2 separate regions of the Homo sapiens genome follow, and region 2 is linked to region 1. Evidence: chromatin loops called from intact Hi-C (ENCODE). Cell type or tissue: Calu3. All regions are shown on one strand. Links, peaks and the distances in the headings refer to the core of each region. The heading gives the core; the rest is flanking DNA.

Region 1 (8,319 bases), core at 1-8,000:
GGAGCTGCTCTGCTGGTGAAATGGTGGCAGGGAGTGACCTCCCCGACAAATGTTCTTTCCCCGCAGCTGCTCCACACAGCCAAGGAGCCCTGGGCTCTTGGACACTAGTTTGCAAACTGCTGTTCTGGGCATTCTCAAAAAGAATGATTTATAATTATCCCCTTAAGCGTACTGGGTTGGTACTGACGTGCCTCATGCCTACAGTTTATTGGCATTTTCTCCTAAGCACAAAAAACAGTTCCTGTTTTCATACTATTTAACACACTTACTTTTTGGTGGGAGGAGATATAGCAAAAATTCTATTCAGGTCACGCATATGCCATTGAATAGCATACTCACAGACTGGAAAGAGGAAAGCTTTGCACTTGTCTAGTTTACTGTCTTCATCCCTTTATCCCTCATCCTGCTGTGATGTCACATTTGAAGGGACAGAGGCCCTAAGAAATTAAATGATGTGTTCAAGGTCACATAGGCAGGGCCCAGGTCTCTTGACCCTTACGACAGTTCCTTCTACAGTCTTCATTGTTTTCTGCTTAAATAATCATCCAGACATTGTTACCTAGAGTTTGAGTTCTTGGTATTTTACTCTGTCATCTTGTATTTCTCAGTATCTTGCAGGACTGAGAGGAGGTGGTGGTGAGGCAGTCTTCAGATGATACCTGCTGCTAAGAAGGACTGTGTAACTGTGTTTTGAAGGAAAATATTTATACATATTTGCTTATATATGCATGCATTAGTTTCCTATTGCAGTAACAAATTACTATGAATGTGGTGGCTTAAGACAGCACAAATTTATTATCTTATAATAATAAGATTTTGGTCAGAAGTCCAAATGTATGGGCAGGGCTGCATTCCTCCTGGAAGCAGGCTATACGGGAGGATCTGTTTCCTTGCCTTCTCCAGCTTCTAGAGGCTGTACCTCCCTTGACTTGTGGCTACATCACTCCAACCTCTGCTTCTGTTAATCTTTGACCTCTAACCCTCCTGCCTTCCCCTTATAAGGACCCTGAGATTACACTGGGCCCACTTGGATAATCCAGGATAATCTCTGCATCTCAGGATCCTTAACTTAATCACACCAGCAAAGTCCTTTTGCCATGTAAGGTGCCATATTCACACATTTTGGGAATCAGGATGTGAACATCTTTGGGGGCCATTATTCTGCCTACCACAATGCATAAAATACTTCAAAAAGGTTATGAGAGCAACTAGAAACCTTGGTTGCTCCTGAGGTGGGAAACCAGATGGCTAGAAATCAAGTATGGGAGGAAGATCTTTTTTTTTTTTTTTTTTTTTTTTTGAGACAGGGTCTCACTTTGTCACCCAGGCTGGAGTGTAGTGGTGTGATCTCACCTCGCTGCAGCCTTGACCTCCTGGGCTGAAGTGATCCTCCCACCTCAGCCCCCCATATAGCACTACCCAGCACTACCTCTTGGACAGGAATGCCCCTGACCAGCTAAATTTTTTGTATTTTTTGTAGAGACAAGGTTTTGCCATGTTGCCCAAGCTGGTCTTGAACTCCTGAGCTCAGGCAATCTGCCTGCCTGGGCTTCCCAAAGTGCTAAGATTATAGGTGTGAGCCACTGCACACGGCCAGGAAGATATTTTTGAATGTTTATTGATACATGTATATTCTTCATCTAATTAGTAAGCCTTCTGATGTTAGGAGCTTAATGTTCACAGGTATATTCAAAATCTTAGATGCCAGCCAAGCATCTTGGTTGAACAGTGATATAGATTTCTCAGTTGATTTATTTTAGCCAGCATCAGAATAGTTCTTATGCACCATATTTGAGTTCAATTCAGAACACTTACTGAAGGCCCACTATCACTTACTTGACCCAGTAGATGGTGGAGAAATGTGTTGGTCACACTCAGTTACCTTTTGAGCAGCCTGTCCTCTAGAACTTTGTGCAGTGATAGAGATGTTCTCTGTCTGCAGTATTCACTTGGTGGCCACTAAGCCACTGAGCACTTGAAATGTAGCAAGTGCAACTTGAGAGACTGACTTTTTCATTTTATTTACTTACTTTTGATTAACGTAAATAGTCACGTGTCTAGAGGCTACCATATTGGACACTGCAGCTTTCGAGAAAAATGTAATGAGTTCTGAGGTAGGTGATTTCCCAGGTCCGTCTTGAATAGCTGGGCCCTCGTTTAGCAACGAAGTACATTCTAAACCTTAAGTTCTTTATTGCCACTGGATTTTGCTCCATAGAAAGAATGTAGTGATTAGGGACTGAATCCCTAGGACCACTGGAAGAGGGCTGCCTTGCCTGATGTGGCAAGTATCTCATGGATCCCATGGCCTCAATGCTTCTGAGGTTTTTCTGATGCTACTGAAATTGTTTCTATGAGGAAATTTATATGGGGTTTCTCCTCTCACCTTCTGGCTGTTGGAAGTGCATTTTTTAGGGGTACCTAGGGACAAGTCCTTGATGCTTTCCCAAATGGCACACTTACTCCCTTGGAGAGTTCCCCCATCTGCCATCCCCCTCCTGTCTCACCCCATCTTCCAGTTTTGAGTTTGCCATCTGGGGCAGGAAGTTTCCGAGAAACAGCAACTGAGAGCAAAATTCACCTCTTCCTTTTGTCTTCTTTTTGTCTAAAGGTAGACTGAGTTTAAGTCCCCTTCTTCCCCTTTACCCCAACCCAGGAAATACTGAACCTTTCACAGAGGTCAGGGGCATACCTGTCCAGGAGGTAGTGCTGGAACTGCGGTCCTGGTGCCTGTCCACAGGTGTGTGGATTTGGACTCAGACCAGGAGCCCTTAGGTCTTCCTTGGTGTTTGTCACCTGTCAGTGTCCCCTCACACACCTCACCCTCTGAGATCTGCAGCCTCTGTGCCTGGTGGAAGAAGAGGCCAAGGGTCTAGGAAAAGAAGTGGAATAGACTGTGACTTCCCAGATTACATCCATTCCATGCAGTAATGACATTAGGAGTCCTGGGTCCTTGTTTTGGCTCTGCTATTGACAGCTCTGACCTTGCACTTACCACTCAATCATTTGCACTTCAGTTTCCTAATCTATCAAAAGAGGCCCACTCGGATATGTTAACTCTACTGTTTTGTGATTCTCACTGGGAAAACGGGAATTGAGGGAAAACCTCTGCCTGCTGCCATGGCTGCCTAGACAGTGTCCTTCTCCACCAGCAGCTTCATGCTCTTGCAGTAGTGAGAGGTTTTCTGTACCGTCTTCCGAAGCCTCAAGTGTTAGAGAGGGTTTTTGCCTCAGCAGGAAGGAGGACTTGCCTAGCGTCTTGTAAGCAGCAATATTCCAAGGCCACATCCAGAGAGGTTAAGGTTCCCGTCGTCCCTACGTTCTCACAGAAGTGATGTCAGGCAGCGGGTGCCAAATCTTGGGGCTTGGCTTGGTTCAGCCTTTGTATCAGGGATGCGAGGCACAATCAGCACCCCACACATGAATCCAAGACTGAATGAGGGCTGCTGCTGTGAGCGTCCCTGGCCGGCTGTGAGCCTCGTGTGTCTGCGCAGTGGGAAGCATGGTGTTGAGCCTGCCCGCTTTATAACAGGGCTCCCTGTGCCAGGTGGACTATAGCAGCGTCATCACATAAACATCCCTACTTCACTGTGAGTAACCTTTCTTTCCCCCCTCTGTATTTTAACTCTGATCCCTTTGTCCTTAACAAACAAGTATTCTAGGCCTGATGTGAGGCTGTACATAGACACTGTCTCATTATCCAGTTAATCTCTGTTTGCTGTCACAGATTCAGCCAGCAGTGGCATTTGCCTGCCTTCAATTTGAAACCTTTTTTTCCATTGTCACTTACGGGAATTGCTGAATGACTCATTGTGCCGTGGTCAGCCCTCTCGGGTTATTTGCCACAATAGGCCTGACCAGCCAGATTAAAGTGGGCAGTAACTGTAAGCTGCCTGTGTCATCAGTTCAGGATCTGTGTCCCCGGTCAGAGCTCTAAATTGAACATTCAGTTCAGCCGGTTTTGGTTTAGTGCCTTAGGAGGCAGGCACTTTGTCAGTCTGTGGAATGGATGGGTATGTGCATGGTACAAGTTAGGGATTCCAGGAATAAGGCAAAGGGCTGGGTGAGTCCCACTTTAGGGTGCATACAGATCACTGGGGAAGCATTTTTCTGCCCCACCCCCTACAGGTTCTGATGTAGTTGTTCTAACAGGAGGCCTTGGACTCTGCATTTTAGGCATGCATTCAGGTGATTCCTTTTCCAGGTAAACAGCATCCTGAAAACAGCATCCCAGGGGCTTTGGAGGAGTGATAGGTTCAGGTTTCATGTGGGACATACAGGAAACAACTGGTTTTTTTTTTTTTGGAGACAGAGTCTCGCTCTGTTGCCCAGGCTGGAGTGCAGTGGCGCGATCTCAGTTCACTGCAACCTCCACCTCCCGGGTTCAAGTAATTCTCATGCCTCAGCCTCCCGAGTAGCTGGGATTACAGACACACACCACCACACCCAGCTAATTTTTGTATTTTTAGTGGAGATAGGTTTCACCATGTTGGCCAGGCTGTCTCAAACTCCTGACCTCAGGTGATTCGCCTGCCTCGGCTTCCCAAAGTGCTGGGATTACAGATGTGAGCCACTGCACTGGGCCGAGAAACATCAATGCATTCCATTCTGCAACATTAATGCAGTCCACCCTAAAGTGGGACTCACCACAGCCCTCTGCCTTATTCTTGGAGAGAATAGAAGACAAATAGGCTTCGTCTCACAAGCCAGCTCAGAGCAGTTAATAGTGGCTGCAGTGGTGAAGATTCTGAGGTCATGCTCAGCTTGTGGGGGATCAGCAATAGTGATGTCCTCCATAGGCGTGGATGGCACCCGTGTAGCACACATCTGTCATCTTGGTGGCCTGGACACAGGGTCGAGAGACCAGGTCCTCAGCTGGCACAAGGAAGGCAGGCCAACATGCAGGCTGTGATAAATCCTTACAGTCCTTGGCTACCTTTCCCTTCCTTTAAGGTTTTAGGGGTAGGTGTAGACAGCAGCAGATGCTATAGGAAAGGCTCAGTGCATAATGGTGATAGCAGATGATGGCATCAGATTGAATCCTGACTTGCTATTTATCAGAAGTGTGACATAGGGCAACTTATTTAACTCTGTTCCTTGATTTATTCATCTGTAAAATGGGAATAACAGTATTTACCCCAGAAAATGGTTATGGGGATTAAATGAGATGAAATCTCTAGAGCCCCTAAAACAGTGCCTGGCACATAGTGAGGCCAGTATGTGCCAGCTGTTGCTTTTATTATGAGCTTATTGTGATTTGTGGGTACAAAAGTATTTTCAGCTCTTTGGAGAAGGGAACTTTTGGAGTCTAAGATGCTCTTCTGGTGGCTTGGCTGTGAAATTCATCCAAGAGGAAGTTTCATCAGATGCATCTGAATGTCACGAAAACACTTCTTCCTCTTGTAAAAGGAAAGCGTAAAATGTATGAGTTGGCTTATGCCTTCTGATAACTTATGCCTGCCAGTGGAGCTATGGGAGGCAGGCCACTGAGATACCTGGTGGATAACTATTGATTTTTGCTTAAAGTTTTGAAAAGGAAGAATTCAGTTGGATTTTTGCATGGAGAGGATGTTACCTGGGACCTAGTTTCAGAAGGAGGTTGCTGGCATTACTGATAGTACAGTGAAAAGACCCAGCAGCATTGAAACATTTATGAGCTGGCTGGAATGACTTTCTTGTAAATTGTAACCGGCTGCACCGTTGTTTAGCAAAGCCTGCCAGGGCAGCTCCAGCCTGGGCCAAGTATTCTCGAAGCCCAGAAAGCTCACATGAGGTGCGTTTTTCCCACTTACCTTATTAGCTTTCACCTAAGTGACATTGATGAAGCTCCTACTGTATGTCTAGCATTATGCCTGGTGTTGTGGGGGATGCAAACAAAATGGCTTAGTCCCCTATCCCACAAGTACTTTATGCTCTGGTTGGGTAGATATGCCAAACACTTAACAAATTAAAAACAAAGAAAAAACAAAAAAAAAACTATTTCCATGCACTCTCTGTAAGGAGCCAAATGGATACATACAGCAAGGACCTTGGGATGTTCTCTTTGGTATTTACCACACAGCACAGAGTGGCTGAGATGTGTACTCAGCTGTAACAAGTACAGTCTGTGAGGAAGGCCACATGGTTCCTGTGGGAGTTGAAAGGGACAACACGTTGCAAACTGGGGCATGAGGACACACAGTGTGAGACCTGGGCGGGAAGGGCAGTGGAATTTTCAGAGAAGGATTTCTGGGCTTACTGACTCGTACCAGCAGAGGCATAAACATACCACGTGGAGAAAATGGCAGGTAGAGCGTTTTTGCAAAGCATGGAATCTGGATGAGGGCTGAGCTCAGGATGCTATTGGTCTTCGAATGCCGGAGTGGGAGCTGTTGAACGGTTCTAAGTAGGAGAGTGAAAGACCAGCATGGAGGAGAAGTAAGACTGGGCAGTGGGGTGGGAGGGGCCATAAAGAGAGAAGCAGCAGTGAGGCAGGAGTGGAGGCAGCATCATGGCCCTTGTGAGAGCCTGACCTGGGTCCACTGGAGAGACACTTGAGAGAGACTGTGGCTTGAGGGACACCGTCAAGAAACTAATTAGCAATGTCATCTGCCTTGAAAGATGTAGGCTTTTTTATCCACCGGTCAACCTCTTATGTTTTACAGATCCGGCCAGTTATTGAACAAACCTTTCCTTTTTCTAAAGTTCCAGAAGCCTTCCTGAAGGTGGAAAGAGGACACGCACGAGGAAAGACTGTAATTAATGTTGTTTAAATAAAAATGCAGTTTAGTGATTGTTGACGTTCTTATTTGGTGAGTGCCTGTGAGCCCAAATTTTTTTCTAGCCATCCCTTTCAAACATTTTTCCAGATTAGATTATACATTCCATGATACAAGCTTTAAAAAATAAACACACCATTTTGGCCAGTAATTGATATAAAAATATCAGCACTTGGATTTGTCTGTAGTCAGTAGAAATTCGAAGTTTTTTCAAGCTGTTCCTTCACACTGGCTTTGCAGGTTGTTGTGGCACCTTCTGTTTTACTAGCTTAAACTACTTTATTGTCTTTTTTGTTTTAGAGACAGGGTCTCGCTGTGTCACCCAGGCTGGAGTGCAGTGGCACAATCACAGCTCACTGCAGCCTTGACCTTAAGCGATTCTCCTGCTTCAGCCTCTCAAGTAGGTAGGACTACAGGTATGCATCACCACACCCAGCTAGTTTTTTTGTATTTTTAGTAGAGACAGTTTTGCCATGTTGCCCAGGCTGGTCTCAAACTCCTGGGCTTAAGTGATCCACCATGTCAGTCTCCCAAAGTTCTGGGATTACAGGCGTGAACCACCCTGCTGGGCCTGATCGTCTTAATGTACAATACTAAAACTTTCAGTGTATAGATGGATGTTGGCATGAAGAGATAATTTAAAGCTGGTTCCTTCTTGAATTCATCACTGAGCAGCTTTCTAACTGCCAAGGTTTCCTTTTTTGTTCCTCCACCATAATGTGGTCACCACAGCTCTTAAAGTTCTAAATCTCTTAGTGTCATATATAAAAATCTGCCTGGTGATTCATTTGTTTATGCTCTTAATATTGAAAGGTGAGAGCAGAGTTTCTAACTTTTTAAAACCCTTACATCTTGCATAAGGATTAGGCCTGTTTCGGCAATTGAAACATGCTTCTCTGAGGGCTTTTCCATGGAAATTGCAGCCTTCCAATGGAGCCCAAAGCTTGCCACTTTGATGTCAAATGTTTACATTTAGATATCTCTCCAATCAACCCATTGCAGTGTGCACTTCGAATATTCATTTACGGTAAGTGTTTTTACTTCCTAATATACTCATCCTCAGTATTGCACCTGATATGCTTGCTTGTAACTTTTGATGTAGACCTGTTTTGAGATTTCTGCTTGGTTTATTCCTGTTAGACACTCGTTTGGTAGCATGTATGTTAGATGTAGGCTTTTCTCTAAAATTGTTGGTCTGGTCTTACTACCGAGTTATTGCAAAAGAAAAAAAAATCTGATTTTCCAGGTGTAAATACCAGCTGCTCTTGACTTCCATCTGGAGCAGCCTCAGCTCTTTTCCTGGAGGGCTCCCAGGTGGTAGTGGGAGTAAAATACTTGAGCCAGGACCTCACTCATCCTCGTTTCCACTCAGAAACTATGGAGTTTGGAAAGAGAGTGGTCAGCAAATCTTTCTTGCTATTATACCAGCACCCCTCAAACCTGCTTCATCCTAATCAGACATTTGTTTCTAATCTGCTAGCTGACTCTCTTTGAAGGGTGAGATGAGGGCTACTGAATGGACTCTCAGATTTCATCAACATAGTTAACCAGAAGCAAGTTT
Region 2 (8,333 bases), core at 14-8,013, 420 kb before region 1:
TTTATGAAGCATTTAGGAGACCCAGAAACCTTTAACTTATATATTTCTTGCATAAATTCCCTTTTTTAAAGCAATCAGTCATTTTACTTTAGGACAAGTATTCACCATACAACATCCTTTCTTATACAAAATTTCTTCTTTTATTTCTTTTCTTTTCTTTCTTTTTTTTTTGAGACAGAGTCTTGCCCTATCGCCCAGGCTGGAGTGCAGTGGCCCGATCTTGGCTCACTACAACCTCCACCTCCCGGGTTGAAATGGTTCTCCTGCCTCAGCCTCCTGAGTAGCTGAGATTACAGGTGCCTGACACCACTCCCGGCTCATTTTTGTATTTTCAGTAGAGATGGGGTTTTGCCATGTTGGCCAGGCTAGTCTAAAACTCCTGACCTCAAGTAATCCACCCTCCTCGGCCTCCCAAAATGCTGGGATTATGAGTGTGAGCCACCACACCCAGCCTTAAAATCTTTTCTTTATAACCTTCTTTGCATAGCTAGGGGGCATGGCTAATTCCACATATCCTAGTCTTTATTTAGAATCTAATGCTCCAAAGTAGGTAAATTGAACAATTTTCAAAAGACAAAGAAGCACTTTATGACCTTAAAGCATTTAGTAAACTTAATATCTGACTTGCATAATTTAGACCAAATGCTTACTTTTTTTTTTTTTTTTTTTTTTTTGAGAGAGTCTTGCTCTGTCACCCAGGGTGGAGTACAGTGGCGCGATCTCGGCTCACTGAAACCTCCACCTCCTAGTGCAAGCAATTCTCCTGCCTCAGTTTCCCGAGTAGCTCGGACTACAGATGTCCACCACCACGCCCGGTTAATTTTTGTATTTTTAGTAGAGACGGGGTTTCACCATGTTGGCTAGAATGGTCTCAATTTCTTGACATCGTAATCTGCCCGCCTCACCCTCCCAAAGTGCTGGGATTACAGGTGTGAGCCACCGCGCCTGGCCGGGAGTTTCTTTATTCCATTTCAGCAGGGCCAGAGATGTCCATGAAGGCCTTGGTGTGTGATGGAACAGACAGTTGTCTAAGGGGTGCACAATGAATGCAAGTTCTTCCCATCTCCGAGTCAAGGGTTTTCTGGGAAACAGTAGGGGATAACAACTTTCATAAATTTATACAATTATATACACTGAATTTATACGATTATGTACGTATATAATTATGTACATATTTGATTGTGTACACTGAGAAGATTAAGCCAACTCTTTCAAACTCATGGAGTTTACTTCTTGAAATTGAAAGGCCTCAGAGATAAGCCTCAGAACCAAGTTCCCTCTCTTGACTTTTCCCAGCTTTTCTGTCTCTTTGTTTCTCTTTCTTTCCCAGGAACTCTCTCTGGAATTTCCTTATCTGACTAACAAAGCTTCTTTCCAAAATAAATGCAATTATTTTAAGACCCCTCTCTCTAGGAACCTCATCAGATAGCCAGGAATGATCAACTACCCGAGAATAGAAGAGACTGGGAGTCATCACCATACCCAGATAGACTTTCCATCTATTTTTATTTTATTATGTAAATTTTAAATTATTAGTAAAAAAAACCTTTTTTTTTGAGACAGAGTCTTGCTCTGTTGCCCAGGCTAGAGTGTGCGATCTTGGTTCACTGCAACTTCTGCCTCCTGGGTTCAAGCTATTCTCCTGCCTCAGCCTCCCAAGTAGCTGGGATTACAGGCACCTGCCACTGTGCCCGGCTCATTTTTGTATTTTTAGTAGAGATGGGGTTTCACCATCTTGGCCAGGCTGGTCTCGAGCTCCTGACCTTGTGATCCACCCGCCTTGGCCTCTCAAAGTGCTGGGATTACAGGCGTGAGCCACCGCTCCCGGCCAAAAAAAATTTTTTTTGAGACAGCAGCTCACTCTGTCAACCAGTGTGGAGTACAGTAGCGAGATTACAGCTCACTGCAGCCTCTACCTTCCAGGGTCAAGCAATCCTCCTAACTCAGCCTCCACCACTTCAGCCTCCAGAGTAGCTGGGACTACAGCTGTGTGCCTGGCTTTTGTGTTTGTGTGTATGTGTGTGTGTGTGTGTGTGTGTGTGTGTGTAGACACAGGGTTTTGTCATGTTGCCCCGGCTGGTCTCAAACTACTGGGCTGAAAGGGCCCTCCTACCTCAGCCTCCCAAAGTGCTGGGTTAAAGGTGTGAGCCACTGTACGCAGCCTTCAACTATTCTTCTTCTTTTTTTTTTTTTTTTGAGACGGAGTCTCCCTCTGTCACCCAGGTTGGAGTGCAGTGGCTTGATCTTGGCTCACTGCAACCTCCAATTCCCAGGTTCAAGTGATTATCCTGCCTCAGCCTCCCCAGTAGCTGGGATTACAGGCACTTGCATCCACACTGGCTAATGTTTGTATTTAGTAGAGACAGGGTTTCCCCATGTTGGCCAGGCTGGTCTCAAACTCCTGACCTCAGGTGATCTGTCCGCCTCGGCCTCTGAAAGTGCTGGGATTGCAGGGGTGAGCCACCGAACCAGGTGGAGCTTTTAACTATTCTTCTGACAGCAGCCCTGAGAGATTGCCTGGGAGACTTTATCTGCATAATAAGACAACATTGATGGTCTGGGCGGTGGCTCATGTGTGTGTGTAATCCCAGCACTTTGGGAGACTGAGGCAGGTGGATCACCTGAGGTCAGGAGTTTGAGACCAGCCTGACCAACATGGTGAAACCCCGTCTCTACTAAAAATACAAACATTAGCCGGGCGTTGTGGTGCGCACCTGTAGTCCTAGCTACTGGGGAGGCTGAGGCAGGAGAATTGCTTGAACCCGGGAGGTGGAGGTTGCAGTGAGCCAAGATCATGCCACTGCACTCCAGCCTGGGTGACAGAGTGAGACTCTGTCTCAAAAAAAAAAAAAAAAAAAAAGAACACTTGTTCACAGTAATAGTCCACCCCTCACCTTCCTGCCGCCTTCCCCAGTGCTCAAAGGAACTTTGTCCCCAGCCATCGTTCTTTGGCTCATTCATTTCCTTTGGAAATCATTTACTCCTACAACCCCTGTCTCCCTTTCCCCATGGAGAAGAATATAAGCAGCCGGGCCTCATCGGGTTACTGGGTAATCATAGTCTTGTGATTTTCTTCTATGCACATTAAGTAAATTTCGTATGCCTTTTTCTCCTGTGTATCTGCATTTCATCAGTTTATGCTCTGCAAACCTTCAGTGGGCAGAGAGAAAGCTTTCCCTCTGCCCCCAGTGTGGCAACAGGCCTGACTGGGGCAATGCTGCTGCCTTGCTTTTGACGCCCCCCACACACGACCGCGTCCCCCTTTCTGCTCTGTGGAACGCCTCCAGCCCCTGCTGAGGCTGGCTTGCCCATGGCAGAATGTCACCTCAGGTTGGGGGCCTTTCAAAATGCACCCCAGAGAGCTCTCCTGGGAGCCCACGTCTGGAACGTAGAGCTGAGTGTCTCTGGCTGACGTTGGAGGATGGGCAGGCTGCCCATGATGCAGCCCCTTTCCTGCTCTGGCACAGCCTTGACCTTTAAATTTCTCATTCTTTTTTCTTCTTCCACTAAACTCTAAGAGATAAGTGTTTGTCTCTCCCGTTATTCCCCTAAGAGCACCTCTCACTGGACTGGGGTGAGGAGAAAGCGCCTTTGCTCTGCAGTTCCTGCAGGGGGCGCTTGGCACCTCACTTTGGAACCTGAGAACTTGTTTTGTTGAAGGCCTTTGAGCTTCGGTTGAAATGGAGACAGAAAGGACTTCCATGTTCACATCCTGTTACACTCTCCAGCATAAATATGATCATTTTCATTTTACAGGAGGCTCAGAAAGGCAAGTCTGTGGTGGAAGTGGGTGAGCTGAAATCTGAGCTCAGGTCTGCTTGATCCTGTAGGTTACAGATGAGACAGAAATGATATGCCCTGTTGTACCCAGGGTGGCCACATCTGAGGCTCTAAGACAAATAAAAAATTACCACCATAGTGGAAAGATTAAATTCTCATGTACAACCAAATCAAAGTCTTCATATACAGTTAGAATAAAACACAAATTTCAGAAGAATGACCCACATACGTGTCGGTTTATTAGTGAGTGAAGATGTGTTTTAGAAACTGGTTATATAAATCAAAAAACTACCATCGAAGGGCTCTAAGATTAGCCAGGAGGCTTAATAGTATCCTAATTTAAGAGTTACTTGAAGATATTTTCTAAGATTGCTGTTTCTGTTGAGATATAAAATGGCTCTTAGCCTAGGATGTTAATAAATTCAAGATAAAGTGAGTAGGCGGAGTTAGAGTAAAAGGTGGCCTTCCTCTCATTGTGCTTGGATTCTGGTGGTTCCTGTGTAGAAATTCATTTGCTGAGGACTTATTATGTACTAGGCACTTTACTAGGTACTGGGGAAAGGAAGATGAACATGATGTGGTTCCTTTCTTTAAGGAGCTCAGCTGGTGAGGAAAAAGCTGCAATCCCTGTTACACGTACAATGACAGAGGAAAGCTTGGGGACTTGGGGGATGCAGGGGTGGACACTTCAGAAAGGCCCTAACCAAGGCTGAAGGGTAAGGGATGGCTTTCCAAGGAGATGACACTAATCTGGGTCCTGAGAAATGCATAGAAATCATCCAAGCAAAGAAAGACCTTGGCTTGCGTTCTTCCTTGTGTTGTGCTGGGCCCCCAAACAGGCAAACTGGGAAGGCACAGTCACCGAGAGACCGAAGAAAAGACCTGAAGACAGTGGGTAAGACATAGAGTTTAGGGCGGGCATGGTGGCTCACACCTGTAATCCCAGCACTTTGGGAGGCTGAGAGGGGCAGATCACCTGAGATCGGGAGTTTGAGACCAGCCTGATCAACATGGAGAAACCTGGTCTCTACTAAAAATACAATATGAGCTGGGCATGGTGGCGCACGCCTGTAATCCCAGCTACTCAGGGGGCTGAGGTAGGAGAATCACTTGAACCCAGGAGGCAGAGGTTGCAGTGAGCCAAGATTGTGCCATTGCACTGCAGCCTGGGCAACAATAGTGAAACTCCATCTCAAAAAAAAAAAAAAAAAAAAAGACAGAGTTTATTCAGGGGACTTATGTATGGAGTGTCCAAGAGTGGAAGGCTGGACAGGAGTTCCACTGCCTTTTGTGGAAAGCATGCAGGTTAGTAGGAACTCCCACACAGCAACCTCTACTTAGCAACCTCCACCTAGCTTAAAACAAAGGCCATTGATTTATTTTTTTTTCTTTTTTTGAGAAGGAGTCTTACTCTGTCTCACAGGCTGGAGCACAGTGGTGCCATCTTGGCTCACTGTAACCTCTGCCTCCTGGGTTCAAGCGATTCTCATGCCTCAGCCTCCCGAGTAGCATGGTGGGCACGTGCCACCATGCCCGGCTAATTTTTGTATGTTTTTTAGTAGAGATGGGGTTTCACCATGTTGGCAAGGCTGGTCTCGAACTCCTGACCTCAAGTGATCTGCCTGCCTTGGCCTCCCAAAGTGCTGGGATTACAGCCGTAAGCCACTGTGCCCAGCCTAGGCCACTGGCTTCTTGTATGACTTGTGTTCCAAGGAACGAGGCCAGGGTCCAGGTGTTCTTCATGCCCCCATCTGTGTCCCTGCTCTGAGCCTTCACACCTTCATAAGTACAGCGTAAACATCCAGGTTGGCCTCTCCCAGAGTCCATAGCTCAGAACAGTGAACAAACATTCACCAAAGAACATAGGGTCAGCCATGTATGGCAGCTCATGCCTGTAATCTTAGCACTTTGGGAGGCTGAGGCAGGAAGATCATTTGAGCCCAGCAGTTCAAGACCAGCCTGGGCAACACAGTGAGACCCCTGTCTCAAACAAACAAACAAACAAACAAACAAACAAACGGCCTGGTACAGTGGCTCACACCTGTAATCCCAGCACTTTTGGAAGCTGAGGCAGGCAGATCACCTGAGCTCTGGTCTCATTCGAGACTAGCCTGGGCAACATGGTGAAACCCAATCTCTACCAAAAATACAAAAATTAGCCCAATGCGGTGCTGTGCACCTGTAGTACTGGCTACACGGGAGGCTGAGGCAGGAGAATCACTTGAGCCTGGGAGGTGGAGGTTGCAGTGAGCTGAGATCGCACTATTACACTCCAGCCTGGGTGACAGAGTGAGACTTTGTCTCAAAAAAACAAAGAAAGAGAACCTGGGGTCATTCTCAGGGTATGCTTGAATTATTGTTATCTGGCAAGACATCCCCACCATATACCCTGAAGGATTTTTTTTTTTTTTTTTTTGAGATGGAGTCTTGCTCTGTTGCCCAGGCTGGAGTGCAGTGGCGCGATCTTGGCTCAATGCAAGCTCCGCCTCCCGGGTTCACACCATTCTCCTGCCTCAGCCTCCTGAGTAGCTGGGACTACAGGCGCCCGCCACCATGCTCGGCTAATTGTTTTGGATTTTTAGTAGAGACGGGGTTTCACCGTGTTAGCCAGGATGGTCTCGATCTCCTGACCTCGTGATCTGCCCCTTGGCCTCCCAAAGTGCTGGGATTACAGGCATGAGCCACCGTGCCCGGCCTACCCTGAAGGATTTTAAACAGATCAATGAAATGATCAGATTTGCATTTTAGAACTACTTACCTGGGAAGCATTGAAAAAGGGCATCACTGAAGGCTGAAAAAACAGGAGATTAACTAATAACCTTTGCAAGAAATGTTGAAGAACTGAACCAAGGCAGTGGCAGCATGGATGGAAGGGGAAGGATAGTTAAGGTAGAATCAATAGGTCTTTGTAATGGATTAAAAAAAGAGAATTAGGCAAGTTAGGATTAAGTTTGGCTGTTCATGACAGAAATCCCAAAGTAAAAGTGGCTTAAACAAGAAAGAAGTCTATTTCCTCCTTATGTAAATGTTGGCAGGCCAAAGCGAATATGGCAGCTCCACAATCATCAAAGATCCTACCTTTTTATTCTGTCATGATTAACACCTTATGGTCCAAAATTGCTAGTGCAGTTCCAGTCATCACATCTGCATTTTAGCCAGTAGGAAAAAGAAAAGGGGAGAAAAAAGGCTTTCCTAAAAATTTGCAAAGACCATTTCTGTTTATCCCCAGTTGGCCAGGCCTTAGATACATATCTATACCTTGCTACAAAGGATGCTGGGAAATATAGTCCTTTCAGGATGGCAGTTTCTTCCCTTAAAGATTGGGAGTTTTATCATTATGGAAGAAAGGACAAGCAAATATTGGAGGACAAGGGGCAATTAGCAGTCTTTGCCAGTGGATTTGAGGTTTGGTCTGGCAGTCTGTTTAAAACGAGTGCCATGAGTGATTCTGAAATGTATCTAGGATTAAGAACTACCACAAAGACAATGGAGAGCCACTGAGTATTTTGGAGTGGATGAATGAATAAATATCACTTTAAAAAAAAAAGAGAGAAAGACTGCCGGGCCCGGTGGCTCACGCCTGTAATCCCAGCACTTTGGGGGGCCGAGGCGGGCGGATCACGAGGTCAGGAGATCGAGACCATCCTGGCTAACATGGTAAAAAATCCCGTCTCTACTAAAACTACAAACAAAAATTAGCCAGGCGTGGTCGTGGGTGCCTGTAGTCCCAGCTACTCCGGAGGCTGAGAGGCAGGAGAATGGCGTGAACCTGGGAGGCGGAGCTTGCAGTGAGCCGAGATCGTGCCACTGCACTCCAGCCTGGGCAACAGAACAAGACTCCGTCTCACAAAAAAAACAAAAAAAAACAAGGTAGTCTTGTTCATTCAGAATATATGGTTTTTACGTTTGTTTTGTTTTGTTTTATTGTTGTTGTTTTGAGACAGGTTTTTCTGTCACCCAGGATGGAGTGCAGTGGCACAATCAGAGCTCACTGCAGCCTTGATCTCCTGAGCTCAAACAGTCCTCGCACCTCAGTCTCCCAAGTAGCTGGGACTACAGGCATGAGCCACCATGCCTGGCCAGAACATGTGTTTTTAAAAGGAGGAATGAGAGGTTGAGAGACATGTTAGGAAACAACTGTGAAAGTATTCAAATAAGGCTGGGTGAGCTGGCTCATGCCTATAATCCTAGCACTTAGGGAAGCTGAGATGGGAGGATTACTTGAGTCCAGGAGTTCAAGACCAACCTGGCCAACATAGGAGACCCTATCTCTTCAGAAAAACAAAAAAACTAGCCAGGCATGGTGGCACATGCCTGGGTCCTAGCTACTTGGGAGGCTGAGATGGGAGGATTGCTTGTACCTGGGGAGTTGAGGCTGCAATGAGCTGTGATCATGCCACTGCACTCTAGCCTTTGTGACAGAGCAAGACCCTGTCAAAAAAAAAAAAAAAATTAAAATATGATAGAATAAGAAGTGAAGCCTAAGACAACAGAAAAGAACTATTTAAAAAATGATTGCGGGGCCAGGCGTGGTGGCTCACACCTGTAATCCC

The links. Hi-C counts contacts between places; a loop is a spot of excess contacts. Peaks named below come from ENCODE experiments on the same cell type or tissue, not always from the same donor. Only the 100,000 strongest peaks of a DNase experiment are listed, where the experiment ranks them.
Region 2: it touches region 1 in a loop (5-fold over the local background); 5 of 110 quality-filtered maps call a loop at or near these places.

The regions. Positions count from the first base shown.
Region 1 is chr6:106,570,429-106,578,747 of GRCh38, reverse strand. CRYBG1 (crystallin beta-gamma domain containing 1) reads right to left here. Exons shown (of 22, transcript NM_001371242.2): 22 at 6,731-8,319. RTN4IP1 (reticulon 4 interacting protein 1) reads left to right here. Exons shown (of 9, transcript NM_032730.5): 9 at 6,645-7,977. The coding sequence ends at 6,752. Among named protein-coding and RNA genes, the nearest start is that of RTN4IP1, 55 kb to the left of the region's middle. RefSeq lists an enhancer at 2,923-3,443. In Calu3, for the core only: no CTCF peak of the experiment used is centred there; a DNase peak (open chromatin) is centred at 3,827.
Region 2 is chr6:106,993,084-107,001,416 of GRCh38, reverse strand. No RefSeq gene overlaps it. Among named protein-coding and RNA genes, the nearest start is that of CD24, 23 kb to the right of the region's middle. In Calu3, for the core only: CTCF peaks have their summits at 3,404 and 3,606 (motif pointing right); a DNase peak (open chromatin) is centred at 3,606.